Regions from separate parts of the Homo sapiens genome. Here regions 1, 2, 4, 5, 6 and 7 are each linked to region 3. Evidence: chromatin loops called from intact Hi-C (ENCODE). Cell type or tissue: endothelial cell of umbilical vein. All regions are shown on one strand. Region 1 overlaps RPS6KC1 (ribosomal protein S6 kinase C1). Region 2 has its middle 11 kb from the start of LINC02775. Region 3 holds the start of PROX1 (prospero homeobox 1). Region 4 overlaps LINC02775 (long intergenic non-protein coding RNA 2775). Region 5 overlaps SMYD2 (SET and MYND domain containing 2). Region 6 has its middle 3.9 kb from the start of LINC02775. Region 7 overlaps RPS6KC1 (ribosomal protein S6 kinase C1).

Region 1 (4,000 bases), 740 kb after region 3:
AAATTTCAAGCATTTAAAATTAAAGACTCATAATAGGGCAGAAAATAAAAGTGAAGGACACACACTGATAGGATACCATATCAACTTGTTCAAGACTAGAATGGGAAACTTAAGTGACTATATTAGGTTAACTAACACAAATAATTTTATGCACTTGTCTCAGATTGTATATTAAGCTTTCAAATATCATTTTCTTGTATTTTTCTTTAAGAGACAAGGTCTTGCTATGTTGCCCAGGCTGGAGTGCAGTAGCTATTCGCAGGCATGATCATAGCACACTGCAGTCTCATACTCACAGCCTCAAGCAATCCTCCCACCTCAGACTCAGTTTTTTTTTTGTATTTTATATGCTTAGTAGTACAGGTTCTATTTTCTAGCTGTTTTTGAATGATAAGAGTCAAGAAAAAAAGTAGTAAAAAAAAGTACTTTGACATTTTATTTTTCCTTTATACTTAAAACACTATAAACAAAGGTTTATTCTTTATTATCATAAGTTAATAAATCAAATGATAAAGCACATAAAATCTTTTGGCTAAAACTTTTGTGTGTATGTGTGTAAAAACAGATATAAAATCAGAGTAACCAGAAGAAAGTCCTCCAGAGAAAAATAACCAATTTACTCCAGTTTTTATTCTCTAATCCCTCACAACAAAAAAAGCAGAAGAACCTGTGTAAAAGTATCCTAATAAAGTATCTACAAGTCTCCTAATGTGGAAACCAGACAGTGTTATATTTATATTGTCATGCTATACAATCTGTTCCTACTTTGTGGACTATTTCTTTTGCCTTTTCTCTTCCTGAACTCCATTCTGTGTTTCTGTGGTATGAAAGGAACCCATTTACCATGAATGATGTTTATTTAAAATAAAACCTTTCTAGAGAATCATCCTAGATAATCTAAGGATACAAAGTGAACCTAAAAGGAATGGCTTCTACTTTGAAAACAGGGCTGGGTTTGATCAGTGAATTCGTATTCTCAAGACCCTCTTGATGGGTCTGCAGCTGCAGCCATTTATGCGCTGGCTTTTTCACAGATGTAGCCAGAGAAAGCTCCATGGTTTTTGTCTTTTTGTTGTTGGATTTGTTTTCTTTAATATAAAAAAGTGGCAACTTTTTTAAAAGTTCTCAGTTTTGTTATAGAAACTTGTGAATCTTGGGCATCCTTGGGAGTATACATTGTTGAAATAATTATGACTTTTTAAAATCTAGGATCACTAAGTTGGCAGAAACTATACTTAAATAACAGAAGGTGATCATTTGCATTTCAAAATTTATCTGTCTTGCTTTTCCCCTCAATTAGACCAAAACATGTTGATTCACAGGTTTCTGTGTGTGTGTTTTTTCTTTTTTAAACTTATTTATAGAGCAGAATAATGGCCCCCCTGCTAGTTTGGCATTTGCTCAAGTTTCTGTCCATGCAAATCAAATCTGTTACTGGAAATTTTTCTCAAAATATAAAGGCACATCATCCACAAGATAAAAAGATATACTGCTGATATTATAAAGCACAGGGCAGGTGGATAATGTTTTCAGGACAAATATGTGATAAGGATTCCCAGGAGGTGAAGTGGCAGGGTAGAGGGTGCACACTGTTTAAACAGAAGTGAGTTGCTCTCATCATAATCTTGTGACAACTTTTCTTTCTAACCAAACATCAGCTGCTTAACATGCTTTAGAGTTACTTGGACAATAATACTAAGGTTAGACTTGGGAAGTAAGAGGGAGGGGATCACATGAAAGGAAATTACTTCAACCTTTAGTGTTCCTAAGGGTAGATCAAAAGGTGGTTAAACAATCTATGACCCATGTAGTTACTGATTTGTATTTTTAAGTATTGAAATATTAACATATTATCATTGCTTCCATCCTTTGAGGAGAGGAAAACCTATCTGTAGTTTTGATTTATCAGTAGCACTGCCTATGAACTTTTGGAGCAAACAGTAATTCACAAATTTTTGCTCCAATTTCCCTTGAGTTATAAGTAAGGGGTACGAGCACATAGACTTAACCAAGTTCTATAACTCTCTAGATTTAAGGTCATCTTAATAAGAACACTGGTATTACTTTTCTGTTAAGGCCATTACTCGTTTTGTTTTACCTGGTTGCTAAAATTAACAGGCCCAATGAATGGAAAGCCTTTCCACATTGTTCACAAAGCATGCCACAACACTAGAACACTTTTGCAACTCACAAAGCTTGGAAGTACAATTCTTTTATGCAAATAATGACAACAAAGCACCTCTTCAGACTACAGCTTTTTTCAAATGCTAGTGAAGGACAACCTGGAAGAGGACAGCAAAATCCATTAATGGTAGACTGCCACCTGCTGGTCAACTAAGAGAATTGTAATTTCTGGGACAAGGCTTAAAAATTAGAACTTAGAAACCGATCTGTATTAAATTCGGTATTTCAGTATATGAAATTGAAAGTGTGTATCTGTTGATGAATGTAATATGGTTCTGTTCCACATATATTAAAACTCTCAGGATACCAACATGTTATGGATATTAAAGTAAATATGACTGTGCTTGAGAATAAAGAAAAATAATCTGCTAGAATGTTCAAGCACAAATTTACAGATAGTTTCCAATAAGTAACAATATATACACTTACTAGGAACCAGGAGAAAAAAAAGAAAGTAACAACAAAAATAAGAAATAAGAAACTACTTACAAATATTAAACAATATTCCATAAATGTGTGGTTTTGTTTTGTTATATGGTTCCCACTGTACTTCACTTTAGCATGTAACAGGCTTGACTCAAAAAAACTCCCAAATTAAGTTTGATTCTAAAACTTCCAAATTCATTATAATTAACAAATATATTTCTAAGTACACTGGAACCTAAAATGTTATTTCTTATCAAATTAGAAAGTGGGGAGGATCTGGTTTTTTTTTTTAATCGAGTAACTGTAATAAAGTGAATTCAACATGCAATTTTTTATCCTATTTACTAACATGATTTCAAAACATAACATCACATTATCTATTTGAGAAAAAAAAATGTAAGTGTGCTCTATTGTCTCTAACAATAAACAAAAACCAAACAGTCTTAATTTGAAGGAAGAAGGAGGAAAGAAAAGAAAACCCTAATAGTTGCTTTCAGGAACGTTTTAGGATATTTATTTTATAGGTTGGAAAACTTTGGTATTCTCTACTGCAGAAATAATTCTTAACAATGAAAGTTGTAACTAGAAACAATCTAGCTCTTTTAATCCTTATTATCATCACTTCCCATTATGCAGAGAAACAAGGTTAGCATCAATACACTAGTTAGCTGTTAAGTATTAAATACTATATTGATCAACACCTAAGCAGACTATATCAAAAAAAAATCAGCTTGAAACTCCTTTGAAGGCCAATGGGGCAACAGGTGAAGTGACTCTGGCCATCCAAAGAGGCTAAATGGTAAGCAAAAGGTGAACAAACTTTGGATTCATAATACAGCCCCATCTGCACTGATGACTGAGAAAAACCAACTCAAATGCAATTCATATGCTTATGCTACCTATAATTGTCAATAAAAGATCTAATACCCACAGAATAAATCTCTAATTTTTAAAAAATAAAGACAATACAGTAAAGGCAAGATAAAACTGTTTTGTCTATAAAAATTTGTTATAAAATGCCAGGTTGGCACATCACTAAAATCATATTGCATTTTTAAAACCTCCATTGTGCCAGGCACCATGGGCTCATGCCTGCAATCCCAGCTATTCCAGAGGCTGGGGCAGGAGGATTGCTTGAGGCCAGGTGTTCAGGACCAGTCTGAGCAACACAGCAAGGCCCTGTTTCTATTTAAAAAAAAAAAAATTTTTTTAATTAGCCAGGAATAATGGCATGCACCCGTAATCCCAGCACCTTGAGCCCAGGAGTTCTAGACCAGCCTGGGCAACAGAAAGACCTCATCTCTACAAAAAATGCTTTTTAAAAAAATTAGCCAGGCATGGTGGTGCACAAATGTAGTCCCAGCTACTCAGAAGCTGAGGCAACAGGACT
Region 2 (4,000 bases), 140 kb before region 3:
ATATTCAAGAAAAGACCAAGTTATTTCTTTTCAGGTCTGCTAAAATAAAGCTGAGTTACCTTTTTGATTACACGTCCCTCCTCGAATACTTCTCTCTTTCTCTCAAACCACAACAAGGGAAGATTGATAGCTGGAATGGAAAAACCCTGGTGTGGTCTCACAAATACTGGTTTAGGCTAGGGGTGAGGGGCAGATCCTCCTTCCTCATCTGTTTGTTTAAAGATAAAGAGGCCCTTTCAGTCCACATGGGGTCCAGTAATTTAACCGTGAACTATATTAATGGCTGCCAGAAAGAACCTGCTGTACTGGGCTGAGTCAGGAGAGACGTGAATCTCAGGTTCTCACCAATCCTGGCCAAGCTTCCCCAGACTTCTCAGTTTTAAAATGTTACCTTTGAAATATTTATTCTAGTGTCTCATACACCATGGATTTTATTTTTTATTTTTACTTTTTCGTTTTGAAAGCCCTTGTGTTTCTAATACACAGAGATCCTGGAATTTTAGATCTGCAAATAACACTCCCTGTTCCATAGAAAAAAGTCTTTTATTTTTCCTTACTGGAATTTTTTCATTCCTTCCCACCCACCCCACCCCCATTTCTCATTTCCTCAGGAAGCCATTTAGCTGGAGACAGAGGGAAAGTTTTCCAGCACACTTCCCCCGGCCCCCACAGACTCATGCACACCCAGATAGCAATCTAGCACCAAGATATGCTGTAATAGACTCAACGCTGCCCGTAAAGATTTCTGTCTCCAATGCCCTGAAGCATTTGGAAGGCCTTCTGGTGAAGGCAGCCTTCATCTGTGCTAACACCCGTCAACCTCCAGGAATCTTAGGAGGTCGCTAGGCTGGGCCCTGGATATTGGCTTTTTGCTCTCTGCTGTCGATGAATGGGAAAAAGAGTCATTAGAGAGCTTCCCTGGATGGGATGCTTTTGCGGGCTTTCTGGAGTGAGGGATGGTAAAGTAGGGACTCCCTGGAACTATGGGAGTGTATTGTCATTCTTTTGTAAAATAAGTATTTGAGAAGTTTAGCATGTCATGTATTTTAGGTACTGGGATATAACGGTGGACAAGACCACCAAGGTTTCTGTTCTCAAGTTTATTTTCTAGTTTTCAAGAGGAGAGGTGTGTTGAGTAAGGAAGGCAAAACCAGGAGGATACAGGTGAAAACCAAGAAAACAAACACATGAACAAAATACATTTTGTTTTTAGTGATACATGCTACGAAGAAATCAAATAGCATTTTAGAATAGTGACTGATTTTCTTTCTGCTTGCAACGTTTAGGACACCTCCTTCTCTGATACTCCCAGACACTAGTACTGGGAATCACCTAACATACCTTTAGGCCCTGCACGTCTCATTAGTGGATGCCTTTGTCCTATCCAGAGTGAAGGTTCTACATTTTTCTCTGAAGATGAAGTTTAAGAACTTTTGTGAGCAAGGATTTGAGGTTTCACGCAACATGCTGAGAGGTAGAAGAGTAGAACAATGCAGAATGCTTCAGAAACCACTGTCTACTCTGTGGCCCCCAAAAAATGGGGAGCTTTTTAAAATATTTGAATGGCCAAGAGAAAATGAGTACAGCAGAATTATTCCCAGCTGCAAGAAAAATGTTACCTTTAACCAAAAGAGACTTCCCTGTGTTATTTATTCTCATGACTCATCAAGTCTGTTGGGATCAAGTCTAATCTTTGTCTAAATCCAAGAAGTGTTGGTTGTCTCTAGAGAAGGCTGACTTTTCATTCTGGTGGCCAACACTCATCTTCTCAGAACCGTGGGAAATTGTTTCTGTTGTTTCTTAGTTTGCTCTTTTGCTTTCCCTTTGGATAAAACAATTTTGTAAGCTCAAGGGGAGGCCTCCAGGAATCAGAGGCTGGGGGAGTGTATTGGAATCAGAGACAAAAGTCCTTCCAAGACCGAGATTACACTCCGCTTAGTTACCACCAGATGTCAGCAACTCATCTGATTTCAGTTCTCTAGCAAAGGGAAAGAGCCAGGAGGGGAAAGGACCGCCCGGGCTGACATCAGCTTTTTGTTTGTTTGTTTCAGGTGTGAGTTAAGGAAGTTGTCTGCCTCAGGAAAAGTGCTAACAGCTCAAGCAGGATGGTAGCCTGAGGACAAGTAGGACACTCTAACGTGTTCACGGGATGGAATTCTTGAACTAACACTTTAATTTGATTTTTTTCCTTTGTCAGCATTATTTATAGATATCAAAGTTTGTCAGGCAACTATAGCTTTGTTGGGAAGATTTTTAAGGCCAAAGGCAACTAACAGATAGATTTGCTTTCAGCTTTTTTTTTTTTTTTTTTTAAGGAATCTTGCTAGGCTCTTGAGAAAAACCTTAAGAAGGAAAAGAGAAGACTGAAAAATACACACATTATTTCAAAGAGAAGGTCTACATAAGGCACACAAAGGGCAAGAGGTAATTAAGACCAGCTCCTGTGATGGTTATCTATTTTGCAAAACTGGGTTAAGTTCTCAATATAATAAAGTGTGAGACAAATGTCTTCAGTGAATTAAGTGTCAATATAGCTACAAATGCCTTCAGTTCTATGGAGGAAGCCTCCTCATTAGTTTATGGGTTTTATGTGCCACTATAATGGATTCTTCAGGAAGCCAAACTCAGGGTGCAAATACAATAACATCATATTTATTAATAGTTCTCAGATTCCTAAGGGCTCCTGTGGCAGGGATACCCCATGCATTCTTCTTCTTGACGGGGTCTCGCTCTGTTGCCCAGGCTGGAGTGCAGTGGCACGATCTTAGCTCACTGCAACTTCTGCCTCCTTGGTTCAAGTGATTCTCATGCCTCGGCCTCCTGAGTAGTCCATGCATTGTTTTCTAAGTCATCCTCCCATGTATCTTCTTCCAATTTCAACTTTTATTCTTCTAGTTCCTTTATTGATTCTGTACTTCAAGGTCAAACCTGCATCAGTCACTCCATTGTTGAGCAAGTCTGTGTGCAGCTAGAAGTATGGAGGAGGCGCCAAGTGTGCTCCGTGGCAAGTCTCTCAGGCTGGTTACGGACTCAACTCCACAGGCTGACATTTGAGGTCTGAACTGGCGCCTTCATGTAGGCTTGGGGTCTGGGCCTTGTAGGGACTTTGCCAACAACTCCCTCACCAAGGCCCAGTTTGGGGCTTGCAGGGTGGGTGCTGAAACTGTCCATTGACAAAATAGGACGTCACCTACCTCTCCAACCTACTTCCCATCTTTCTCATGAACACGTCTCTCACATCAGCCTCATTCATCCATTATGGTCCCCGAGACTGTGCCAAGGACATTCCTTCCTTCAAGTCTTTCCTTCAGCCAGCTTTCCCCACTATCTCCTGGAACTGACTTTGATCTCACTTAACTTCAGCTGATGGTTCAAACTCTACTTCTTCCCTAGAGTCTTCACATCTTACTCCAGCCTGATGTTATTTCACACCTCTTAATTCCTAAAGCACTTGCTGTATCATAATTTTGGTACATTGACACATTGCATTTTGGTGAAGTCAGGGCCTTCAGTGCATCCATCACTGGAGCAATGCACACTGTACCCACCAGGCAACCTCCCATCATTCACCCTCCCCTACCCCACTGAGTCTCCATTGTCCATCATTCCACACTCTGCTTCCCATATTTTTAATCCTTTTAGTTAACAATCTTATATCGCATCATATGAATATTATATAAATACAATTATATACCAATAATATAACATGTAATGTAAATTATGCTATATTGCCATCTATATTAAGTAAATGTATTTCTTCCACACTTTATTCCAAAATACATTGTAAATTTCTTGAAATCTTAAAATAATTTTTAGTCAAGTATTTTACTTATGGTAGGATGCGTAATAGGCACTCGTTAATTGAAAGCAGAAATGTTCTATTTGCTGATCTCAGTTTATATGGTAACTTCCAGAGTAGACATCCCTGGAAGTAAATTTCTAAGATAAACAAGAAATGGAGCCTGGAATTCTTTGCTCCTTCCTCATTTACCGCTCCATT
Region 3 (4,000 bases):
GTCTGCCAGCGATGGCTGGGAGATTCATCGCCTCCCATTTCTGCTGCCCAAGAACCCCCTACTCTTACCCGGCCCGCGATCCTCCGGTCCTCCTCGTGCTGGTGTCCCAATCCCACCGCCACGCGACCCCCCGAGCCTCCCGGTGCCGCCTTACCCTACTCAACTTGACCCAGCCCTGGGTCCAGGAGCTCGGAAGAGGGGCGCCGCGCGCGTTTCCCGGGACCCATCACCGCTCCCCTCCAAGCCGGATTTCCACAATTCGGCTTCGACAGCGTTTTGAGACGAAAGTAACAGAGCGCCCCCCCACCTCCCTCTCTCCTCCTCCCAGTTCCCGGTCCTCTGCTGGGGTTAAAAAAGGAGAAGTGAAAGGTATGCAAATGACAAGCAAATTGGAAGAGCCGGGAAGAAAGGCAGCTATAATAAACAAGACAAAGAGAAAGGACAAGGGGACCGGCCCCGGAGTTTTAGCCTGGGGAGATCGGAAGGATGGGGTTTGGCGGAAAGCGGGGATCTCCACGAACAAAAAAGCGACCCGGTCCCTCTCGCGGTCCTCTCTCCTGAGAAGAGAGAGCAGGAGAAAGAAGGAAAGGGAGCAAACGCCTCCTCACACCCCAGAAACAGTACACAAAAGGTGACAAGATCAGCGACAAGTCCAGCAACATCAGCCTCCCCCCCATCGCCACCGCCACCCCCAGCCACCAGCAGGAAAGAGAAAGAAATAAAAGCCAAGAGGATCACTTACTCTTAGGAACTGGGAGGAGCGGAGCGCTGAGTTCCACGGAGGCTCCCGCTTAGAAACTGTTTAGAGGCTATTTTATTATGATTCATTTGAATAACACCATTTTCTCCTGGGGGGAATAATGTTTACACGGGTCTGAGTAATGGGAGGCTCTTTTCTTCCTTTCTCATTCAAGAACAAGACAGTGCAAGTGATTCTGGAAAAGGGGAGGGACTCACGAGGGGAAGAAGAAGATACTTACGCGGTGCAGGGAGCAGTGGGACCGAGCCTCTCTCTCTCTCTCTCTCTCTCTCTCTCTATCTCTCTCTCTCTCTTTTTTTTCCCCCGGCAGAGAGAGGAAAACACGCGAGTGCACACACGGTGATATCTTGCGGGTGATGAATATGATAATTGGACAAGGGACGGTGAGTCTGTGCGACAGCGAGCGAGCGAGCGGGGCGAGTGGGAGAGGGAGAGGGGAGAGAGAGGCGGGAGGGGAGGGGAGACGAGAGAAGAGGAGCAGGGGAGAGGCGAGGAGAGGGAAGAAGAGGAGAAGAAAAGAAGAGGAGCTAAGGGAAGAGGAGAGAGCAGGAGAGGAGGAGAGAGAAGAGCGGGAGGAGAGGAGAGAGCAGCAGAGGAGGAGAGAGGAGAAGGGTAAAGAAGAGAAGAGGAGCGAAGCGGAGAGGGAGCAGGCGGACCCGGCGAGAGCTCTTTTGCGCCGCTCTGCTTTCCCCGGCTGCAATGGTGTATTATTTCAGAGCGCTCCCTCAGCTGAGGGCTCCGCTCCACAACAAGATTTACTTTAAGACACAGCTGAAGGAAACAGGAAGACTGCACGTCACAGTCTATCTGACGTACCCGGCCCCAGCACCCAATCGCGAGGCGCCTTCGGATTCAAGGGGGGATAGCAAGGCAAGAGAACTTGGGAGGAAAAAAAAATATAAAAGGGGTGGGGGTGAGGGGCTGGGAAGAGAGGAGGGGAGAGGGGCCCTGCGCTCCCCCTCCCCGGCCTCCATCCCCGGCCCCCACCCCCACCCCCACCCTGCCACAGCTTCGGGACGACTGGATCGCCGCGCCTGGGCCGGAGCGAGCCATCTGCGGGCACTATGCAAAGCGGGAGACGGCGCGAGCGGCGCCCGGCTCACACTAGCTCTTCCAGGACGCAGGTCTTTTTTTTTTTTTTTCTTTTTCTTTTTTCATTTCCCAGATACAGCTGATCGAGTTCGCCGAGTGGCCGAGCGAGTGAGCGCTCCTCCGACTTGGGTGGAGGAAGGCACGGAAAAGTATACGGGAGAAAAAGTGGGGGTTTTAGGGGTGGGGGTGGCATAGGAGGAGGGAGGGGGGGATCTGCAAATCATTCCACTTTTTAAACGATCATAGGTAGTGTCAAGGATACGTGTCACCCTTGGTTCCTTTTAAAGGGGAGGTGGACAATAAAATACAGGTAGGTTTGGTATTAAAATAATAGGTGCCAGAGGTTTCACATCGGGTCCGCTGCATCTGTTATTAGACGAAGATCAACATTGGCTGAGTCCCAGTTTATCTCCAGTCCAAATTATCAGGAAGAGGAATATTTACCCTTGGTTACCTCTGACATTAGTTGGATTGTAGGTAAAGCAGCCTTTAAAAATATATATGTTGCAAACATCTGGCGATTACCCTTCACTAATTCACTCGCCCCAGAAAGACCAAAGATAGCTGTTCAATACAGGATTTACACAGTTTTGACGCCTGGGCAACAAACTTTAAAGTTTATTAGGCAAGAAATTTCAAACGCATAAATCGCAGGCTCTAAAATAAAGCCCTAGAAAATTTACTTTGGTTTGACATTTCTTGCTTGAAAAATAACCAGCAAAATTTCTTTAGATAATGTGGCTCTTAAAGATCTCCTTGGGCTTTGCAAGTTACAAATGCAAGCGAGCCTCAGCCGCAGCTAGAACGTCCCTTTCACCGGGCACAGTAAACGGCTTTTAATAAAGCAGCCGCGTTTATGACCTAAAGATCCTATAAAAGCTGGGACTTGCAAGAGCTGCGAAGCAGAAACATTCATACATAGTCTATTAGACACTCATTTTTGTAAGTAGGAGGAGGACAAGTAGTCTTCGTGTGTCCCTCAAATTTAATCAGATCAAAGGTTGAATCATGCTGTGTCGTGACAACAGGGTATTTATGAGGTGTGTTACAAGTACACTGGCCAAACACTACCAATGTCTTCTGCGACACACACACACACACACTCCTTCCTAGGGAATTTACAATTTCAGCCTCAAATTCACCAAACCGTAAAGAGGATATTAAGCCCTCCCTTTGAATAAGAATAGCGATGTTAGTATGTCCGAGTCTATCCCGGCAGGAAACTTTTGGCACGAATTTCAAACAGTGAAAAGGAGAAAAAAAATTAGGTCGGTCAGGTTAGGTGTCGGCGATAAGAAAAGAGATTGCGGGAGCATCCCCAGCCTTCTTCTTTCCCCTTTTGCCGCCCCCACACACTCCCCCCACGCGTCTATCACGGAAGCAACACAGAGGAGCGCACACGCACCACTCACACCTCCAACTATTGACTGTTGTATCAGGTGTTCTAACCGGGATGTGACAGTTGAGGCTGGGAGCAGAAATAATCAACATGCCCATTAGATACAGGACGGAATAATGCTTCTATTGGTTGGGTCCCTTCGAGGTAAGCGGGTGTATTGAGCGGGGAAACTTGGGATCTGAGAATGGATCAAAGCTACTTTCTTTCTTATTTTTCGTCCTACTAGTTTTCTTTAAGAATCTTGGTTTGTACATATAAGTTAGCGCCAGCCCACAAATAAACTGGTAGGAGTAAGGGCTATATACCTTTCCACACCTTAAAACCATCTGCTCAGTTTGACATTTAAAAGGGCGGAGAGCAGAGAAGGAGGAGGGGGGAGTAGGGGGAAGAAAGGAGTCAGGGACAGAGAAAAAGATTCAAACGCGAAAAAAATGGCTTGCACTTTAGCCCACAAGTTTGTGTCAATTGCACATAGCGCTTGAATGCACGTTTTGCACACACCACGCCCGGGAACTGGCGGCGGGAAAAGTTCCCTGAGAACCCCAGTAAGTCCTGTGTCACGCCGTGGGCAAAAGCAGGCCTGAGTCGAAGTCGGGGTAACCCGCTTGCCGAACAAGGAAGCTCTCCCACCCCCAGCCTCGGCGGCAGAGGCTCCCGGCTCGCGACGCTCTGCCGCGGCGGTTCGCAGCCCGCATTAGGGCGCAGGAGCGGCGACTTGAAATAGGAGCGCGCGCCACGCTAGGCGAGCG
Region 4 (4,000 bases), 120 kb before region 3:
GCCACTTGACTGGGTTATTCATTTGTTCATTCATTTATTCGTTCAACAAAAATTGTTGAATGACCATGATGCAAGGGACGTTAGTGTAGGCACTGGGGATACAGCAGTGAAGAAGACAGACAAAATCACTGTCCTTTCACAACTTGTGAGTAGCAGTGGAACAGAGATGGTAGATAAGAAAGCAAACACATAAAGGGTATGGAGGATGTGAAAGAGTCACATGTATTAGTCAGGGAAGTTCTCCCAGAAGAGGCAATATTTGAGTTGAGACCTGAATGATAAGAGGGAGGCCCCCATGGGAAGAACTGAGGGAAAGGGAAGGGGATTTTGTTCATAAATGTCCAAACTCTGAGGTATGAAGAAAAGAAAGAAGACAGTATAGCTGTAGCATAGCAAGAAAATGGTGTGAGATGTGGGCAGAGAGGCTGGCAAGGGCTACATGAAGCTCCAAAGGCAGGAGTTTGATATAGAGGCTATTCTAACTTTGTGGATGTCATTGAACTAGTGATTATGGCAGGCTGTGTTTTCTTTTCTTTCTTTTTTTCTGCACTCCACCTATGCTGGAGTGCAGTAGCACTATCATAGCTTACTGCAGCCTCAAACTGCTGGGCTCAAACAAGCCTCCCGATTCAGCCTGCTGAGTAGCTAGGACAACCAGAGTGAGTTGCCATGCCCAGGTAATTTTTATCTTTGTAGAGATGAGTCTTCCTATGTTGACCAGGCTGGTCTCAAACTCCCAGCCTCCAGCAATCCTTCAACCTTGTCTTCACAAGGCACTGAAGTTACAAGCATGAGTGACTGTATCTAGTCATTATTTTCCAATGATGGATGCAATGCTATCTCCCATCTCCCAGTTTCTTCTTCAATGTGATGTTGCTTCCCCCCCGTCAAAAGAGTGGAGTTTATTTCTCTACCCTCTTGAATCCGAGTGGGATCTGTGACTGCTTTGACCAATGGGATACAGCAGAAGTGACGCTATGCCAGTTTCAGGCATAGCCGTTTACTGGCCTGGAAGTATCTGTCTTCTACTTATTGGACTGTTCACTTTTGGCGTTCTCTCACTTAGGACCCAGCCATTGTATTGTGAGAAGCCCTAGCTGCATGAAGGAACTGTGTGTGGGTGCTCTGAACTTCCACTCATCAAATGCCATTCAGGAGGGGAGTCACTGGGGATGTGCAGCCCTAGTGAGCCTTCGGATGGCTGCAGCCCAGCCAACACCTGATTGCAAGTACAGGGAGAAGGCCTATGCAACAACCGTCCAGCAGAGCCCAGTCAGTTCTCAGAGCTGGGGAAAATAGTAACAAATTATTGTTTCAAGCCATTATATTTGAGGCAGATGCTTATTCAGGAATAGATATACAGATCAACACTAAGATGGCCTGATAATAAGAATCTGAGCTGCTAGTATAGCTCTCTTTCCCCCTCTATCATGTTGCCATAAGCCTCTTAGTGAAGAACTTCTGAGCCAATGAGAAGCTAAGAAGAGCTTTTTAAGACAACTCACTTTCAAAATCTAAGTAGTTTTCACTTTGATATGAATAACTTCTCGCCCTAAGAATTTTAGTAATTTTAGTATTCTTTTCTTTGATTACATGCTGCTCTTTTTTTTTCCCCCCCTGGGAGCTTAAGTATCACAGAGAAATGAGAGATTTAGTTCAGAAAATCCTCCCAAAAGATAATTTTTCTTCAGCAGAGAAGATTGCTTTGGATTAGCCGTACACCCCAGGGCTTACTAGGAAAGCCCTGGGCTTTAAATTCAGAAAGAGAAGAGGTTGATTTCCAGTTCTGCTATTTCTACTCATTGTGTAATTTGGGTCAAATAATTTAAACTTTCTGAGTCTGTTTCCTCATCTATAAATTGGGAGGATGATACTGAATAATGGTAGATCAAAGACTAAATGAGATTTTTGCAGAGTGCACGGTGCACATAATGCATGTAGAAAACATTATTTCCATCCTACTCTCCTCCATTCTTCTCCTACTCTGGTTTTCCCCACTTCCCCTTCCTGTCCTTCTTTATCCCTCTCTGATAAGAATGCAGAGCTTAGGAGTACAAAAAAAGGGGCTGGGTAAATGAGAAAGCTGCAAATAAAGCCTGGAGTCCTACAAGCATGACGTGTGGCTTAGTCATAGAGGATGGAAGGAGCACAAAGGTCCCCCTCAAAAGTCCTTGGAGGCTTATGTTTCTCCCTTTGCTGGGTGATTCATGATCTCGTGGCTATTTCAGGTTATTGTTAATTTGCCTTTTAGTTTACAAAGCACTTTCACATACCTTATTGCATTTGATCTTCACAATAACTGCAGGGCAGTTATTATTTTCTTCATTTTACAGATGAACCAAGTGAAGCTGACAATGGTTAAGAAATGAGCCCACAAACAGTGAGGAAGAGGCAAAGACTTCGCTTGAACCCAGATGGTCTTGATCTCTTAGTGCAGCTTCCAGTATTCTCATGCTGTCTCCTGAAAATAATTCTCAAGTTGGTAACACAATAATGGTTCACTCATCAAGAGATGTCTGTTATAGGAACTTTTTAAAAGGCACTTCTGGGGATAGAAAAATAGGTAAAAATCATAGCCCTTGCTTCTGGAATTCTGCCATTTAGGATAGAAATGAGAAAAGAGATTTCTGGCCAATCTTTTCTATTTTTCTAGCTCTCTCCCTTAAGTACTGTGATGACTACAATTCCAATTAGCCTACCAGGATGTCCTTTGAACCTAGCACTATTTTAATGTCATGCGCTTGACTTATGTCCTTGTTTCTCTTCTTCCCTAGTTGAGATTCTAAGGTCCATCATTAAAGTCATTCCCTATGTAACATTCTAACTCTCACACCCCTTCCCTCCTCATCAAACTTGTCTGGAAAACCCCAGCCCTGGGTAAATCTAACACTTAATCTTCAGGGCACCTGCACCTTCCTAGCTGAACATGGCTGGAGAAAAATATACCACTACGGTGAGTGATCTCAGTTTAAATTCAGATGACTAACTTCAACTTTGCTCTCAGTGTTGGCAGCCAATTCCACTCTAATTTCCTAGTCCATTCACTTTGTCTCTGGCCTAGACAACTATTTCACACCCTCTTCTCTTTCCTCAAATATTCAATATCTTCCCTCCCATCCATACTCAGAGGGAAATTCCATAAACATTATAATCCCATCTACCCACCTCTGTGCCTTTGTGCTGTGTGCTCTACCTTTGATGTACAGGTTCCTAGATAAGGAAAACCCCTTCACATTTGCTGCTAGATACTACAAGCAGCCTTGAGTCTTGCTACTCAAGGACATCACTCTGCATTATCGACTTCTTCCTTTCTAATGCATAATCTCCGTTAGCATACAACCATTGCTATTTTTTCCCAGCTTAAACAAAATTCCTGCCTTGAGCTCTTATTACCCTTTAGCTTCTTCCGTTTCTCTAGTCTTCTTTACAGCAACACTCAGAAGAGTTGATATTCAGTGTTGCAATTCCTCTTTAATTCTCACTCCTCCAATCTGCTTTTCTTCTCCACCAAACAACCAAACTGCTTTCATCAAGGTTGCTGATGACGTCCATGTTTCTGAATTCAATGGCTACTTCTCAGTACTCCTCTTCTTTGTGTCTCAGAAGCATTTGACTATATAGATGACTTCCTCTGACTTCCTTCTCCTTGAAGTGTCCCCCTTACCAGGCTCTTAGGATACAATGCATTGCTGGATTTCCTCCAATTCACTGGCCACTAATTCTCTTTTGCCAGTTCCTATTTATCTTCCTGACCTTTAAACATCTGAGGAGCACCACAGCTCCACCTTCAGACCTCTTTTCTCCTTCCTGTATGTTCATTCCCTTAATGATCTTATCTAATCTCTTTCAATAAGCTGAGGACTCCCTTTTATGGGCTGAATTCTGAATTGTGCCCTCCCCTCCAAATCACACGTTGCAGCCCTAATCCCTGGTGTGACTGTATTTGGAGACAGGGTCTTTAAAGAAGTGATGAAGTTAAGATGACGCTGTTAGGGTGGGC
Region 5 (4,000 bases), 350 kb before region 3:
TGAACTGAGAGGATGATTAAGTGCATTTTAGAAACAGCAAATGCGCAATTCTAACATCCTAACCCTAACTCTCCATATCCTACCTCCTTGATTTCACAACTGGGGATCATCATTCTGAAAATCCCAAAGGTCAAACAAATGGAGAATTCCTCCAGGCACAGGCTGGGCCTGTGATCACGGCCAGCCCTCTGGATGTGGGCACCCATTCCCTTTGAGGGAGGCCTGGACACAAACACAGCAGAGGTGCACTCTCTCACTCCCCCCTCACCTGCAGGACCCACCCCCGCTGCTCCCACGGCAAGAGGGTGGGTGAGAGCTGCTCACCCTCCACTGCTTCAGCCATTCAGCCTGGTGAGGCATGAAGGAGGTGCGCTAAGGAGGCCATCTGGCCACTGGGAATCCTAAGGCCGAGTTACAGACATACCTTCTTCAGGGCTTTCTCCCCTGCGGCTTTGTGTTCCAGGCCCATGTAGAGTCTCCCTAGCTTCAACCACATGGAGGCCACGTTGAGGGAGTACAAAGGATAGTGCTTACTAGAACAAGAGAAGAGACAACAGGCCACCATGTCAGCGGCTACTGAGCCGCCCCACAGGCTGGGTGCAGTAAGCCGGAGGCTGCCATGCTTAGGGCCAACCTCTGCCCACCAGCGGCCTCTCCAAATCCCACCAGGGTTTGGGTGGAGAGCGTGGATGCTGCCACCCTGCCGAATCATTGCAGATGTTGTTCATTATTTGTAGTTTGTGTGTTTCTGAAAAGCTACGTAACAACTGCAGGAGAAATCCTATTCAAAAGCATTTGTAAACACAATCTTCAATCCCAGTCCAGATTTTTATATTTCAGACATACCCAGAGGAAGACCCTGGGAAAACAGCTTGTGAAGTAAATGTCCCATTTATGAAGGCAGCAATTAGGCCTATCACCTTAGGTACTCAGACATACAGCCACCCACCCAACCCCCACCCACCCCAATGTGTCTTAAGACCCCAGCTTTCTGTCACACTATGATATGGGTTGGTTTAGCAAAACAGTTAAGTGCTCTGAAGTCAGAACACTTCCTGTGTCTTCTGGATGTTCTTTCCCCATTGTCCAGCAGGGGCTTTAGATACAGCAAGTGTTCTCTCCGGCTGTACCTGAAGACTGACTGATGGGGTCTGCCTGGGAAACAGCCATTTCCCTAAGAACAGGGCCCAGAGGCAGCTGGTGGGTGAGCCAGTGTGTGTGTTTACATGTGTGTAAGAGGTGTTTATTTAAAGGCTAGGCTGTTCCACCCTGTGTCTCCTGAAAGTCAGTCCAAAAAGACATGTTCTAGCTGTATTCCTGGGTAGGAGGCAGCCCTGGGACCCACGGCCCCACAGAAGACCAGAGCTGGGCTTCCGGGAGGGGCTCACGCAGATAAAGATGGGTCTAGCAGAGCAAGGCCCTGCTGGGAGAACCACAGGGCTGGGATGCTGTCTGTCTGCTCCTCTCTCCCTACAGATCTCACACAGAGAACTGCGCATGAGGCCAGTGCACTTCCTCACACACTCTAGGAGAAAAGGAAGGTTTGAGTTTATCCCCAATTTAACAAATTCTGTTTCCAAGAGCAGATTTTAAGAGCTGGCTTCCTTTGGGCTCCCCCTGCTGGCTAATCAGGGCACAGTGGGGTAAGTAGAGGGTGGAGTGGGCAGTGGACATTCAGACCAGACACAACCTTCACAGACCCTAATCTCGGAAGTGGAAGGAGACTGAGGGCTTCTCAAACTCCTGAGAAACACCTGGGATGCTTCCAGAACACAGATTTCTGGGTCTAATGCCCAGCGACCCTGATTCACTTGGCCCACTTGGTGTTGGACGTACCCTGTAAATGCATAATATCAGTGCCTTTAAAAAGAGCTCCAGTGATCCCATCTAGGCCACCTCAGCCCTGAAGTGTCTAGTCCGAGTCAGAGGACAAAGCCACAACTTCCGTCTGTCACCCACTTTTAGGTTTAGTAACCCTCTCAGGCAGGAAATCTCTCCAGGGCTAATATTCATTATTACTACAAATTAAAAAGCAATTTTTGTTTCTTTTTTCCAAACCTGGGGTGGGGAGATTAGATAACCACGGTCAACCCACTGGTCCCAGAGCTTCCCCATTTGCAAACTGGGGCTGTAATTTGAAAAAGCAAAAGAAGGGGATGGTGTGAGTAATGATGAAAACCAGGGTTTCTGAGACCACCACTTAGTAATTAAACTTGGAAGCAGTGGGTGGGAAAAGAAGCAAACTAGTGGCTTCTCAAAACTAGCCTGAGTTAACTACTATGGATATGGCCCTGGATGGACCTGGGAGGGATCTTGCCCCAGTATCCGCTGCATAACCTCAACCTGTCTCCTTGGGATGATGGTGAGAACAGGCCTGACTCGGGAGCAGTGCCCTGCACCAGCACCTCCAGATGTGGGTGCAGAGAAGAGGCAGCTGCGCTAGGCAAGTCTCAGCAATGGGCAGGAAGATGACACTATCGTATACATTCTAAACAACCAAATTCCACTCCGTGGATGATTAGAACAGCCTCTGCAATCACCTGTAGGGCTTAATGATTTTCTGTCCATATTGCAGGGCTCCTTCCCAGTCCTGCATGTACAAGCAGACACCCATGGCCTGGTACATCATGTGCAACATGTACACGTTACTGTCCTCAAACACAGAGCTCATCTTCTCCTGGCTGAGCTCGCAGATCTCCAGCAGCTCACTAGGGGGTGCTGTGGAGTCAAGGAAAGGGCCACCGGGCCCAAGCTGCCTGGAGGCTTCCCCAGGCTGGGTTCAAGGAGTTATTTCGTCCACTCCACTCTCACCCTTACCCCATGAAAAAGTAACTTACAGAAAGCCAAGCAAAAGTGAAAGGAATTACATTTCTCCAGAAAAAACAAATGAAGAAAACCTGAAGGTCGGAACCGCTCAACTCAAGAATTTTAGCCGCAGGGTCCAGACCCCTAGTTCTGATGTAAACAATGTTGATTAAAATCACGATTCTAATCAAATTCAAATCCTCACCCAAGTTGGAACCCTGAGCACGACTCCCACTGTGGCAAAGTTCTTTCTTATGCTGAGAAACAATGTGCCTTTCTCTCATTTCCTCTCACTGGTTTTAAATTCTACCCTTTAGAGTACAAATCGAATCCCTTTTCAACTCCCAAGAAAATGCTACAATACAATGGTTAAGAATATGGATTCTGATAGAGCTGGGACAAAATCCTAGATCCTATCACCATCAGCTGTGTCCTTTGGGCAAATTACTTAATATCTATCAGGCTGTTTCCTCATCTGCTGCATGGGAATGAGCAGAGTCCCTGCTCAGAGTGTGCCAGTGAGGAGAGCTGAAATAAGCAAGGCCCTTGGCACTGTGCCCTGCCCAAAGTAAAATACCCAAAGCACAAGGCCATCAAGGCTCTGTCCTTCATGGTCCTCCACCACATGGGGCTCCCAGCCAAACTAGCCAAAATAAGGGGAAATAAAATCATACAACTCCAACAGGATGGACACCACATTGTGGGTGGTCAGTACGCCTTTACACATTTACTAGGAGACATTCCTCCTTTGGTTTTCAGAATCTTAAATCCATCCTTCTCCTGCTCCCTCTTTCCAACTTCCCACCTTGCCTTGTTGGCGAGGGATAATAAGCTATCAGGGCAGTTGTAAAGGATATATTTATAGTGCTTGGCCCTCCGGAACTCTTCAATGACGTTGCGTGCATATCTGACCATGTCTCGGATGGCTTCTGCCTTTGGGGGATCGCTGAGCTTCCGGATTTCCACCTTGGCCTTATCCTGAAGGAAACGTCCACAAGGGCAAGGCGTTACCGCCCATGGAAACCACACTGATAGGGAAACCTCTCATATAATACACATTCCCACACAGCGGTCGACACTGGCCCATTCCAAGGTTACAAAAGAATGAAAGGAAATCAGGCAATGCATCTGAAGAAATTCAGTACTCCATTACCTTTTTACAGAAACAAAACAAAAAGATTAATTTTCTAGATAC
Region 6 (4,000 bases), 130 kb before region 3:
ACGGACAAGACTTAACATTGAACCAGCTGGCAAAGGAAAAATGTGTACAGGGCCCAGATCCATTTTTGCAAAGCAGGCAATGAGGGGTGAATTTGGAGGTGTGAGGCAATGAATTGATAGTTGGCACATCATAGAAGAATGGTCTTTAAACTCTAGTATACTTAAGCAATACCTGGGGGAGTATTTGTGAAAACTTCAGTCTTGGGTTTTCACATTCTGGTTCAATGGATCTAAAGTTAACTCCTGGCATTCACAGTTTTCAGGTATTTCAGGTAATTATGATGGCTGGTCTGCTACCACCAATTTTCACTTAGATTATTATAAAAGCCTCCTAGTTGGTGTCCTTGATTCCCTTCTCATTCCTCTATGATCTATTTTTTTCACACAGCAGCCAAGTGATTCTGTTAAAATATGAGTTAGAATCACCGGGCTGCTCAAAATCTTTGGTGATTCCCATCTCACTAGGAGAAAAAGCTCAAGTCTTTACAAGGGCCTTCATAATTTGGATGCCCACTACCTCTCTTACTATTCTCTCCCTGGTTTACTGTACCTGGGCCATACTGGCCTTCTTGTTGTGCCTTGAACACTTCAGGCACATCCTAGCCTCAGAACATGTGCTATTGCAGTTCTTTCTTCTCAATGGGCTCTCCTCCCAGATTTCTGCAAAGCTCACACACTCACAGGCTTCTGGTCTTTTCTCAAAGGATACCTTTTCAGTAGGCTCTTCCCTGACCACCCTATTAATAAGTGCACCTTTTTCCTCCCTCTTTCACTCTCTGCACTCGGGACACTCTCTGGGATTCCACACCGGTTGATTTCTCTCCAAATCACTCCATATCTCCGTATCTAACTTAATATATGTTCCACTTATTAATTTTGTATATTTTCATTCTTGTTCCACTGGAATGTAAACTCCATGAGATAAAAAATTTTTATATGTTTTGTTCATGGTTGTGCTGTCCAGGGCATTGAATGGTGCCTGGGACAACAGTTGCTCAAAGAATATTTATTGAATGAGTAAGTGCAGCCTGCACTTTGAGAAACTTCTCTGTAGAGTATATAGATCATAAGGCTATTGTATGGCCAGCTGAGGGTCACAGTAGTTTTCCAACACTTTAAAATCGTCATATGTGCAAACACTAGCATGAGCCTTTTCAAGGAGCTGCCCCTCATGAAAATAGAGCCTTCTAGAGCAGTGTGGGTAGAACGGACAAATAGAAGGTTCCTCCACCTACTTAGAAGGGTAGGAAAGCATCCCAGCTTGTCAAAAGAGCACGTGCAGTTTTAAACAGAAAATTACAATTATTCAAAATGACTATTTTTGAGAAAAGTCTGCATTCTCAGGCATATTTATCTTGGAAAGTTTCTATAGACCTCTGCATTTAGAAGACAAGTTTCCAAATACAAATACAGCAGGTCTGTCTGTCTTCTTCCAAGAGCCAACTTTTCTTGTTCTTGGAGGAAGGAAGCATGCCTCAGATTGGTACTTCCTCTGGGCTCTGGAAATTGTCCTCCATCTCCATCCCAATCAAACCTTTCCCGCCTGCTCTTAACGCTGAAGGACTGAGTGAATTCCAAGTGTGGCCTTGCCGAATGAGTCATATCCCCATTTCATGTGATTTGGACCTTATTTAGCCAAGGACATTTAAGAGCTTCTGGATGAATTATTTAAGGAAAAGGCAAAGGGAGACTGAGAGGTAGATCCTGAGATTCAAGTTGAACTCAGCAGAAAGAAAGGGTTGGAGGCAAGAAAATAGGTTTGGCACATCCTGTACATATGAGTTTGGAGGGCCGACCACCTAGACAGAAAAAGTCTTTAGTCCTGTTTTCAAGATAGAATTAGAAAAACACCACCTTGTGATTGTCAGAAGTTGGAGGAAAAACAATGACACAATTAGAGTTAATTTACAGTTAATAGGGTTATTAGGTCCATTTATAGGGTCTAAGCAATTTAATACTAGTATGACTACTTCATCTAATATTGACATGCTTACAAGGTATCAGCCACATACATATTATAATATTCTGCTATTGAGAAGACTCCACTCAAAGGCGTGATAGCCTGATAATATCCTGCTTTGTAAATTCATGAAGGGCTGAAAAATGTATTTTCCAAGAGTTGTCACCTCACCAAAGCTTTGAAAAATGCACTGGGTTCTGAGGAGTTCAAATGGGAAACTCCCCACCAACCATCCTGAACCTTAAAACCATGATCAGTCGATCATCATTTTATCATCGGCATCTCTAGAGTGATGAGAGATTTGTCTGTCACACAGAAAACCAAATTATATAATGAAGAAGAGTTTAATGAGGCCACGGGACCCTCTGGCACCTCTCAGCACCATAAGACAAGGATGGTGAAAGGGTGTAGGTTCATCCCTTCCCTAGCCCAGTGCCCCTGCTGGAATGATCTCTTGGTTTGTTTCACTTGTCCATACTGGTAATATGTGCTCTCTATATTGCCGAATCTAATGGCCAGTTCTCAGTCCACGTCATATTGTGTCAGCAGCATTTGACACGGCCAACCACTCCCTTTGACTTGAAATGCTTTTCTACCGGCCTGGACAACCCTCTTTTTAAACTGTTTATTTTTGTCACTGGTTGTATCTTTCCAGCCTCCTTTGTGGTCTCCTCCTCACGTCCTCAATATCTACCAGTTAGAAGGCCCAAGGATTAAGTGAAGACCTCTTCTCTGTTGTAACTAATCACTGCTAAGATAACTGCATTCAGGAATATGGTTTCACATACCATCTATCTTCCAAGAACTTCCAAAGTCATATCTCAAGCCTCGACCCCTCCCTGAGCTCAGATAATAGACAACTTTGTACTTAACACATCTACTTAGATGTCAGCTAGGTATTTCAAACCTAACATTCTCCAAAACATGGCCCTGATGTCTACACCCCTCAAAAAACTTCTTCTAGTAATTTCTCTGGCTTAGTTAATGGTAAGCTTCTCTTTCTGTTATTCAAAACCAAGAACTAGTTATCCTTGACACTTTCTCTCATATCCCATGTCTGATCCATCAGAAAATCCTGTTGGCTCTGCCTTCAGAATAAATCTAGAATATGACCACTGCTTCTCACCTCCACTATCTTGATCCTAGCCAGCATGATCTCTCCTCCAGGTTACTACCAGCTTTCAACTGGTCATTCTGCTTCCATACTTGCTCTTCCAATACTGATCTAGTCTCAAGACAGTGGTTGGAGTGACACTTCTAAGATGTAATTCACATTCCTTCTGCCAAAATTTTCCAGTGGCTTCCCATCTCCCTCAAGGTAAAAGCCAGAGTTCTATGATGGTCCCAAAGGCCCTGTCCTCATTCCACCCACTCTCTAATCTCCCACTGCTGCCCTCCCTACTCACCTGACCCTCACCACACTGGTTCCTTGATGTTCACTGGACACACCAGTCCCATTCCCAGCTCAGGGCCTTTGCTTCTGCTGCACATCCCGCCCTGGCGAGCTCTTCTCCCAAATAACTAAATGGCTTGTTTCCCCATTCTTTCAAGGTCTCTGCTCACATGCCACCTTTCCTGCAAGGGCGTCCCTGACCATCCTAAAAGACAGCCATCTGTCTTAGCCAGGTTTTGCTATGCACAGCATGAATAATAGCAAATAATAAGACAATCCCCCACATGTGTCTTACTGCAACTCCCCTTCCCATCTCTCTGTGTCCCCCTGGCTCTGCTCAATTTTCTCCAGTGACTAGTTTGTCTTACTTACTATGTGACGTAATATATATTTACTTGCTTATTTACTGTCTGTCTCCTTACACCGAAATATAAGCTCCACAAGTGCAAAGGAACTTTGTTGACTGTGTTCACTGCTGTATTCCAGTTGCCTAGAATAGCACCTGGCACAGAGAAAGTGTTCAATGAATATTCACGGAACTAATGAATATATAAATAGAAAACAGATAATGATAGATTAGGATGTGCATACAGGATGGCCCTGTGAATTTAGGAGAGTTTGATGGAAATTGATGCCTTTAAGAGAAC
Region 7 (4,000 bases), 860 kb after region 3:
TAATAATATACTTTGTGTATGGTAAGCCCTTAAGTTCAGTATCTGAAAGATATCAAAAGAGATGCATCAAGGGCCAATATTGGGAATTTATCTGAGTAAAAGAAAGTTATACAGGCATCATTTGTGAAATATAAACCTCTATGGATCAACCAGCAGCTAGCGTCAAGAATTCCAAACTTAAAAAAGGAGTTAGACACAAGTACAAAGGCAGATCTGTTTAAAGCAGGCAAACCCCTGACACCTCTTCCTTGCCCACCTTATTCCTTTAATTATCCTCTTGAAGTTGCATCTTACCATGCCTGAAAAGCCTAACCCTACCATATCTCCTCGACCACACAATGCAACCAATCATCTTCTAGTACTCACTGATATCTTTCTCTTCCATATTTAAGCAGTTTCTAAATTCCCTTCTTCTCAATGACGTATTCTCCGGCCAGCTCGAGGAAGATAACATTTAAAAACTCCTTTCACCACCACAGCAATGAATCTTATTTATAAACATATTATATGTAAATATTCAATGCCTAGTTTATTTATATTATATACTTAACACATCTGCTTAATACAGTGCTTGTTCAACTCCTAGAAATCACACTACAATTCAACTTATTTCATACAAAACTATATATAAATATCATACGAAACGCAAACTAGCTCCCTGAAGCCCAGAAAGAAAGTTAACAAGAAAGATATAGGGAGCAACAAGCAAGTGACAGGTTCTCAGTCTAGGTAGGAAGGACATTGTGGATAAGGCAGGGCAATCACTGACATTTGACATAATACAGAGACTATTTGTCAAAAGTTAAACCAACCTGAAGTCAACCCCATACTTAAAGAGGCCCTCTGGGCCATCGCAAGAGTAAAAGGTGCATCCTTCACCAACACCATCAAGGCAAAAACCTAAGCTTTTTTTGGAAGTGATACAAGGGGAAAAAGTCAAAGGTTCTATGAAAGCGTTCTGCCTCCAGGTTCGTATCACAGAAATTCAAGTCTCAGGGCTATTAGAGGGCCCCAGGTGACTTGTTAAAAAGCAGCTACAGACATAGGCGTTTATTTAGCATCCCAGTTCACCTACCTACCCTTACCTCTGTGCTTTGAACTGCTCAGAGTAGGGCAGTATAGTGAAATCTGTCTAGGACACCATCTCTGAAAGACAGGCCCCAGGGGAACAGGTTGAGTTGCCATAGAATAAATCTTTATACTATAAACTATCAGAAATCTGTATTTGAAGACCATCTGTAAAAAGAGATCGGTTTCCTTTAGAACAACAGGTGGTCTCTCATGGGTGACTATATATAAAATACATGGCCTCATTATTATTAGCTGATAGCTTTCACTGAGCCCTGAGGTTCAAATATTGCCATAGTCAACAAAAAGGAATTTCTATTTTTCCTAGTAGCAATGACTCATGCGCCATGCACAAAGCAAGTTATCTAGCCAGTAGAACAAAGGTTACCCTAAGGTAGAAGACATACATACCAGTTTCCATTAAGAAAGAAGCCCTTATAAATATGATTTTAAGTGAATACCTAAATCCAAAGCTTAATGCTAGTTAAGATTCCTGTATGTGATTCCCTATTCATCATTTAGTAATAGCTATTGTTACAAAAAAGAACCTTTCCTTTGAAGTTTCACATTTTTATAACGTTCTTGGGTCATGTCTATTATGCTTCATCCTTGAAAATGTACAAAAAGAGCCTCAGAATACCTCGTACAGATTTGGTAAAACAACAAAATAAGCCCAGAAAACAACACAGCAATCTTAATTACAACCCTAATACTGCTATCTTATCATAATAAAGATCCATCACTTGGCTTCATTTTTTGCCAAATGAACTTTATACTCTGCTACTCTCCATAACTTTCTCTAGCCTCCAGGACATCAAGCCCATTACCAGTATGCAAGTAGCTCATGCTGAGTTTTCTATACCAAATATGTCTTCTCCCCGCCTCCCCTCCATAAAATGAAATCTCTTCATTTCAAAATATAGTTCTGTGAGTGCTATCAAATACCTGGAGTATCTTCGGCACATGGCTAAACTTCTCTGAAATTCAAACTCTGTAATTGTGAAATAAGACATTTAAGTGTATCATTTATAATGATTCCCATGGCATACCATGAATTTTCTGTTATTTGTCCCACCCAACCCCTAAACTCCTAATATCCAATATTATCCTCAATAGCCCTAGAATTTGTAAGAGTCAATATTTATCATCAGTGTCATGTGTATCATTTACACACACTGGTACATTCTCATTTGTGGCTATCTTGGGGGGAAAAAATGACCTGTTGTTTTTGTCAAGCTCCACTACCAAGGAAAATTCAACTGGGGGCAGGGAATAAAAATAAGTTGGGTAAATAAGCACATAACAGAAAAAAGAATCTCTTCAAGCTGAGTATGCAAGAGATATTCTAACATACATAACACCAAAGGGCCTAGAAAAATACCAGTAACAAGATTTAGAGTTCTTATGGTGCCACCTAGTGGACATTTGCACTTAATTTTACTTTAAATTACTTGCACTTTCTATAAATTTACATTTAAATTAATATTTAATACTTTCTGTATTTTGTCATCTCACACTATATTATGTAGTAAATAGACTTTAAGTTTGTCTTGAAAATAGATTTAGGTTATTAAGTAACCAATCATGTGACAAATATTCCTATTTAAAATGATCTTGCCTCAAAGTGTCAAGTTTAAATCTATTAAATGAAAATAACACAAATAATAAGACAAAATAAATGGTATTTCGATACAGATTTTTTTCAAACTTAAATAACTATACACCTTTCCAATTAGACCAACCAGTGCTTTAAATATAATCAACGCCATTCAATTTAACACAGTTTAATCACAATCTTCATGTCTGTCTACACACCGTAAAGAATTATTAGGTGGCTGTAACCACAAAGACAAATTGAGTGATCAGCTTATTGCATGTAGCAGATCTTAAGAATTAATATTCTTAAATGTCTCCTGGAATAACAAAATCTACCCCCACCTGCCATCAAATAAACATACAAATCTTGACCTTAATGTCATTTAAGGGATCCGTTACAAAGACGAGCAATAGATGCTATCCTCAAAATGCACATTTCATTTACTTTAAAATAGTTAATTCAAGACAGTTTAATAGATCCTTTCGTGTCTCTACAATAGTTACAATAAGCACTTGAGGAGTTCTTAATTCACAATTTCCAGCCAAAAAAAGGTGGGGGTAGATTTTGTTATTCCAGAAGACATTTAAGCATATTCATTCTTAAGATATGCTACATACAATAAGCTGATCATTCAATTTTTCTTTGTGGTTACAATTACCTAATTATTTTCTCTCATTTGCTGCATGAACCAGAAAAAATGTCCCTCCCCAAACTGAAAAGTGATGTATTAGGAAGAGGAAATGACACAGGTTACCAGATGAGACTATACCAACATCCAAGTCTCTGATATCAAGGCCAGCATGGCACCAAAGCAATCTACACCCTTCAAAAAGGCCAACAGGTGAGAGAAATATGTCAAGGAGCTCAACTGATATGCACCGATTTGGGCAGGTTTCTACAAATGTCCTAGTAACTTCACGGCTAAATTTAATTCAAGGAAAAGACATAAGTTGAAATAGACATAATAGAAATAAGATGTTAGCAACCAATTACATCTTCTTTCATCTTTGAAAAAATATAGTTTAACTTCTTTGAACAAAGGAGATAAAGAGTAACCAGGATTTCATTTTTAAAATGTAAAACAATATTTTGTTTAAAAACCTACCAAATAATTTCTTAATTTTCAATTTCATATTAAACAAACTATATTTACCAGTTTATCACCAAATTATTTTTTACAAAACCTTAAAGGGGTTTCTCTATCCCATGCTACTACAAAGTAACTGTAATTTTAAAAAACAGGCCAAGCACAGTGGCTCACACCCATAATGCGAGCACTTTGGGAGGCCAAGGCCAGGAGAATCACTTGCGTCTAAGAGTTCGAGAGCTGCCTGG

What was found. A loop is a pair of places that touch in the nucleus more often than their neighbours do. Peaks named below come from ENCODE experiments on the same cell type or tissue, not always from the same donor. Only the 100,000 strongest peaks of a DNase experiment are listed, where the experiment ranks them.
Region 1: a loop joins it to region 3, with 3 times the contacts of the local background. A loop is called at or near these places in 12 of 110 quality-filtered maps.
Region 2: it touches region 3 in a loop (6-fold over the local background); 44 of 110 quality-filtered maps call a loop at or near these places.
Region 4: a loop joins it to region 3, with 4 times the contacts of the local background. A loop is called at or near these places in 22 of 110 quality-filtered maps.
Region 5: a loop joins it to region 3, with 4 times the contacts of the local background. A loop is called at or near these places in 3 of 110 quality-filtered maps.
Region 6: it touches region 3 in a loop (4-fold over the local background); 46 of 110 quality-filtered maps call a loop at or near these places.
Region 7: it touches region 3 in a loop (5-fold over the local background); 8 of 110 quality-filtered maps call a loop at or near these places.

Annotation. Positions count from the first base shown.
Region 1 is chr1:213,243,100-213,247,099 of GRCh38, reverse strand. All of the region lies in intron 12 of RPS6KC1 (ribosomal protein S6 kinase C1), which reads right to left. Among named protein-coding and RNA genes, the nearest start is that of RPS6KC1, 190 kb to the right of the region's middle. In endothelial cell of umbilical vein, a CTCF peak has its summit at 2,339 (motif pointing left); a DNase peak (open chromatin) is centred at 2,309.
Region 2 is chr1:214,121,307-214,125,306 of GRCh38, reverse strand. No RefSeq gene overlaps it. Among named protein-coding and RNA genes, the nearest start is that of LINC02775, 11 kb to the right of the region's middle. RefSeq lists a silencer at 1,883-1,972. In endothelial cell of umbilical vein, a CTCF peak has its summit at 1,932 (motif pointing right); DNase peaks (open chromatin) are centred at 246, 666 and 1,866; H3K27ac peaks cover 2,130 bases.
Region 3 is chr1:213,985,464-213,989,463 of GRCh38, reverse strand. PROX1 (prospero homeobox 1) reads right to left here and starts at 1,491. Exons shown (of 5, transcript NM_001270616.2): 1 at 981-1,491. It overlaps PROX1-AS1 (PROX1 antisense RNA 1), which reads left to right and starts at 3,311. Exons shown (of 6, transcript NR_037850.2): 1 at 3,311-3,395. RefSeq lists enhancers at 107-610, 611-1,114. In endothelial cell of umbilical vein, no CTCF peak of the experiment used is centred here; DNase peaks (open chromatin) are centred at 853 and 1,543; H3K4me3 peaks cover 2,313 bases; H3K27ac peaks cover 1,155 bases; H3K27me3 peaks cover 1,680 bases.
Region 4 is chr1:214,101,243-214,105,242 of GRCh38, reverse strand. All of the region lies in intron 1 of LINC02775 (long intergenic non-protein coding RNA 2775), which reads left to right. Among named protein-coding and RNA genes, the nearest start is that of LINC02775, 8.9 kb to the left of the region's middle. RefSeq lists an enhancer at 1,818-3,017. In endothelial cell of umbilical vein, no CTCF peak of the experiment used is centred here; a DNase peak (open chromatin) is centred at 2,172; H3K27ac peaks cover 1,352 bases.
Region 5 is chr1:214,330,733-214,334,732 of GRCh38, reverse strand. SMYD2 (SET and MYND domain containing 2) reads right to left here. Exons shown (of 12, transcript NM_020197.3): 9 at 3,663-3,783; 10 at 2,541-2,715; 11 at 425-533. Among named protein-coding and RNA genes, the nearest start is that of SMYD2, 52 kb to the right of the region's middle. In endothelial cell of umbilical vein, CTCF peaks have their summits at 1,630 (motif pointing left), 2,519 and 2,720 (motif pointing right); a DNase peak (open chromatin) is centred at 1,582.
Region 6 is chr1:214,114,018-214,118,017 of GRCh38, reverse strand. No RefSeq gene overlaps it. Among named protein-coding and RNA genes, the nearest start is that of LINC02775, 3.9 kb to the right of the region's middle. In endothelial cell of umbilical vein, no CTCF peak of the experiment used is centred here; a DNase peak (open chromatin) is centred at 1,607; H3K27ac peaks cover 346 bases.
Region 7 is chr1:213,121,141-213,125,140 of GRCh38, reverse strand. All of the region lies in intron 5 of RPS6KC1 (ribosomal protein S6 kinase C1), which reads right to left. Among named protein-coding and RNA genes, the nearest start is that of RPS6KC1, 72 kb to the right of the region's middle. In endothelial cell of umbilical vein, a CTCF peak has its summit at 2,485 (motif pointing left); DNase peaks (open chromatin) are centred at 1,390 and 2,440; H3K27ac peaks cover 198 bases.